Regions from separate parts of the Homo sapiens genome. Here region 1 is linked to region 2. The links are chromatin loops, found by intact Hi-C in ENCODE. Cell type or tissue: body of pancreas. All regions are shown on one strand.

Evidence for each region. Peaks named below come from ENCODE experiments on the same cell type or tissue, not always from the same donor. Only the 100,000 strongest peaks of a DNase experiment are listed, where the experiment ranks them.
Region 1: a loop joins it to region 2, with 2.2 times the contacts of the local background. A loop is called at or near these places in 14 of 110 quality-filtered maps.

What each region holds. Positions count from the first base shown.
Region 1 is chr15:28,963,680-28,966,179 of GRCh38, reverse strand. The region is part of intron 2 of APBA2 (amyloid beta precursor protein binding family A member 2); the gene reads right to left. Among named protein-coding and RNA genes, the nearest start is that of APBA2, 79 kb to the right of the region's middle. In body of pancreas, no CTCF peak of the experiment used is centred here; no DNase peak of the experiment used is centred here.
Region 2 is chr15:28,892,190-28,894,689 of GRCh38, reverse strand. The region is part of intron 1 of APBA2 (amyloid beta precursor protein binding family A member 2); the gene reads right to left. Among named protein-coding and RNA genes, the nearest start is that of APBA2, 7.5 kb to the right of the region's middle. In body of pancreas, no CTCF peak of the experiment used is centred here; a DNase peak (open chromatin) is centred at 1,299.

The DNA.
Region 1 (2,500 bases), 71 kb before region 2:
AAAAACTGCAGAATACACATTCTTTTCAATTGTCCATGGAACATACACTCAGATAGACCATATCCTGGGTCACAAAAAAAAGCCTTAATAAATTCAAAAAAATTAAAATCATGCAGAATATGTTGACCAAAATGGACTCCAACTAGAAATCAATGACAAAAAAACTACAGGAAAATCTCCAAATACTTGGAAATTAACCAACACACTTCTAACTAATCCATAGGTCAAAGGGGAAATCTCAAGGGAAATTTTAAACTATATAGAACTGCACTAAAATGACAACACGACATACCAAGTTGGTAGGATGCAGCTCAGACAGTGCTGAGAGGAAAACATATAGTTCAGTAAGGTTTCAGGGTACAAGATCAACATTCAAAAACTGATTGCATGTCTATACACTAATAACAAAGAAGTGGAAATCAAGACTGTTAAATGCAACACCATTTAAAGTTGCTCTAAAGATAACAAGAAGATACTTATGAATATATCTAACAAAATATGTACAGGATCTATATAAAATAAAAATTACAAAATGACAAGGAAGGAAATCAAAGACCTAAATACTGAAGAGACATACTCATGGACTGGAACGCTCAACATAGTTAAAAGGTCGATTCTGCCTAAATTGACTGACAGGCTTAACAAAAGTCCTGTCAAACTTTGTAAGGTATTTTGTAGATGCAAACAAACTTATTCTAAAATTTATTAGAAAGAGAAAAGCCTGAGAATAGCCAAATAACTTTGAAAAAGGAGAATAAAATTGGGGAAATCACCCTGCCTGATATTAAGGCTTCCTACAGAGATATAGTAATCAAGACAGTGTGATATAGGCAAAGGGAGAGACACAGAGATCAAATGGAATGGAGTAGAGAGCCCAGGAAAAATGATCCCTACAAATATGCCCAACTGATTTGTCACAAGGAGCAAAAGTAATTCCATGAAGGAGGGACAGCCTTTTCAATTAATGGCGCTGGAGTATTTGCACATCTATAGGCAAAAAAAGAAAAAAGAAATTTGACATAAATTTCATACCTTATACAAAAACTAACGCAAAATGAATCAAGGACTTAAATATAAAACTATAAGACATGTAGAAAAAAAAAATCAAAGGAAAGAGCTTTGGGACCTTAATGATTAGGCAAAGAGTTCCTAGACATACACCAAACACAATATCCATAAAAGGAAAAAATTTGATAAAACTTTGACCTCCTCAAAATTAAAAACTTTCATTCTGTCAAGGGTCAAGTTAAGATAACAGAAAAAAAAATTATACTCTGGGAGAAATTATTTGCAAATCACGTACCTAACAAAGGACTTGTATCTAGAATATATAAACAGCCCTTAAAACTCAACAATTAAAAAAAAAATCTAATTAGAAAATGAGCAAAAGTGGGCCAGGTGCGGTGGCTCATGCCTGTAATCCCAGCACTTTCGGAGGCCGAGGTGGGCTGATCACCTGAGGTCAGGAGTTCAAGACCAGCCTGGCCAACATGGTGAAACCCCATCTCTACTAAAAATACAAAAATTAGCCAGGCGTGGTGGCAGGCGCCTGTAATCCCAGCTACTCGGGAGGCTGAGGCAGGAGAATCACTTGAATCTAGGAGGCGGAGGTTGCAGTGAGCCAAGTTCGTGCCACTGCACTACAGCCTGGAAGACAAGAGCAAGACTTCGTCTCAAAAAAAAAAAAAAAATGAGCAAAAGTGATGAACAGATATTTCACCCGTGAAGATACACAGATGGCAAATAATCATATGAAAAGATCCCCAACATTATTAGGCATCAGAAAAATGCAATCTAAACCACAACTAGATATCACTACACACCTATGAGAATAGCTAAAATAAAAAACAGTGATAACACCAAATGCTGGCAAGGATGTGGAGAAACTGAATCATCCATACATTGCTAATGGGAATATAAAATGGTACAGCCACTCTGGAAAATAGTTTGGCAACTCCTTTAAAAGTAAAAATGAATTTACCATGCAATCCAGCAATTGTAGATAATTGATCATAGAGGAATAAAAACTTGTTTTCACATAGAAACTTGTAAGTGAATGTTCATATAGCAGATCTGGGTTCATAACAGCCCCAAACTGGAAACTCCAAATGTCCTCCAGTGGTTGCCATAGGTTAGGAATGATGGAAGAGGGACTGTGCATGTGGCTACAATGGGGTAGCATGAGGCAGTCCTTTGCTGATGATACAATTAAATATCTTGATTGTGGTGGTGGTTACATGAAGTTGCACATGCAATTGGACAGAATCACACACATACACACACACATACATACATTATAACTACTGGAGTCTGACTAGTTTCTGTTGACTACATCACTGTCAGTTTCCTGGTTTGACTATTGTACTATCGTTATGCATAATGTTAACATTGAAGCGGGGCTAAGTGAAGAGTGTTCAGGATCTTCTTGAATATTTCTTTGCAACCTCCTGTGAATCTAAAAATATTTCAAAATAAAAAGTAAAAAACAAGAGTATATCAA
Region 2 (2,500 bases):
TCCCAACCCACAGCAAGGACTCTCTAGGGCCACCAAGCTCCTAATCGTCAGCAACTGCCCTCCAACCCCCATCTCCAGCTCTAACCTACACAAACCACATAGTCCCCCCTGTGCCCAGGGTGCCCCATTCCAGGCTGGCCCTTTGCCTGGAGGGCTCTTCTGGCCTGGGCTCTGAAGGGGTAAACCCACCCACTCTTATAGGATGGGGTCCATGATCCACCCCAACCTACCATGGGGCTCTCACATCTGCCAGACTGTGCCTCTCTAGGAGGGCCTTGGACCCAGAGCCAGAATGGGGCTCTGATGCCACTGCACATTCTCCAGCAGCCCCCTCCATGCCCTCCCTCCTGATCCCACCCAGCTCTAAACTGGGAACAAGAAAGCTGGAATACAGTAGCTGCTCAGAAAATACCTACTGAGTAGATGGGTGGATGGATGGACAGAGCTCCAGGCAAAGGGACTCGGGGGTAAGAAAAGTGAAGGGTACCTGCCCCCGGTTCTACCACTGCAGAGTCCTTGAGTGTCAAAGGACTGAGAGGTGAATGACAGGCAAGGTGAGACCTACCATGTTAGTGTCCCGCACCCCTTTGTTTCCACTATTAGATTAAGCCACCCTATGTGACAGATAAAAGGAGTAACACGTACGGAGTTAGACCAGGGTTGCCAAAGTGAGGGGTGGGAATGCTGCCAGTCCAGGGGTCCCCCACGGCAGCTCCCCAGACGAAGTCAAGGCAAGTTGGAGATGAGGCTGCCTCTAGGTGTATCAAATCAACTGAAGCAGCACCAGTCGTCAGTGCTGATTAAGCACAGGCACGCCTGTGATCAAGAAGAAAACCATTACTTAATAAAATGCAATTAATTTAGAAGCTGAAAACTGCGAAAGCCCAAGGGAGAGACATAATCAGGAGTTCTTGGTCTGGAGGGGCTTCTGCTCTCAAAGCTTCCAACCCAACACAGCACAAAGATGTCTTCCCCAACAACCGCACATCCAACCTGCAAAACGATGACACGCTCCTCTCCAAGTACCTGAACCTTAGGACTCAAAGGGTAGAGAAAGTTCACAGGCAGAATCTTCACAATACATGCACAAAAGAAAGGCACTTCTACTAGGAGCTGTGGGTCAGGAAAACCTCGACTTCACCCAATGCCATTCCCGAGACAATCAGCCATTAATGTGACCCACTCAGTCCTGCCTCAGGGGCTCAGAATCTAGCAGTCAGGCCAGATGGGAAGTGCAGGGACCTGCGGCCAAAATCGGTCCATTCATCACCCAGCTGACGGCTTTCACAAGTACTAGCCAGAATCAGTAAGAGGCTGGAGGTAGTGCCAGGTGTCTGAAACCCAGCAGGCAAGTTGGTAAAACACACACACACCCTAAACCTGGTGACTGCACTGACTGAGTGCTTTACTGTAGCAGAACAGTTGCACACATCTCATCTCCTCCATCCATAGTAACTCAGTGGCTGGTGAGGAATGGGACACAGATCTCCACGTGCCCTTCTCAGGATGAGTCAAGACAAACTCTGAGCAGTGACGCTCTACAGCTGGCTCACACGTGGAGGCAAAGCCTGGCTTCCCAGAGCTTCCAGTTCCTAACACATGCCTGGCCCCACTGCACCACACCCGTGACAGCTGCCACCAGCTCCGGATAATCCAGACAGATGCTAGAGCACATGGCTCACTTATTACAGCAAAAGACTGAGAAACAGAAACTATGTTTTATTTGCACAAGGCACACACTTGCTTCCAGAGAGACCTGAGAAATCCATCATCCCTAAATGCACGCATTCACTCAATTAGTGGTTTTCCTGTTTTTGCAACAATGGATTTTTCCAAGACAGTTGACAATTAAACCAACGGTGGGAAACCATAAACTGTACTTTACTAAATTAACAATGCATACAACAGTTCGGAGGAATTCATATTTACAGCTGCCCTGCTGGAGAGTCAATTCCAGGAATGTAAAACCAACCAAATAAAAAAAATTTTATATATATATACACATACATACACACATATATACGTACACATACACACACACACACACACATATACACACAGTTATGCATCGCTTAATGGCAGGGATGTGTTCTGAGAAATTTGTCATTAGGCAATTTCATCATTGTGCAAACATCATAGAGCATACTTTATACAAACCTACTCCACACCTTGGCTATAGGTTACAGGCCATTGCTCCCAGGCTACACACCTGGGCAGCATGTTACCACGCTGAATACTGTGGGCAACTGTAACACAAGTATCTATCTAAACATAGAAAAGGCACAGTAAAAATATGGTATAAAAGATAAAACATGGGCCAGGCGTGGTGGCTCACGCCTGTAATCCCAGCACCTTGGGAGGCCGAGGTGGGCGGATCATGAGGTCAGGAGGTCGAGACCATCTTGGCTAACACAGTGAAACCCCGTCTCTACTAAAAATCCAAAAAAATTAACCAGGCGTGGTGGCAGGTGCCTGTAGTCCCAGCTACTCGGTAGGCTGA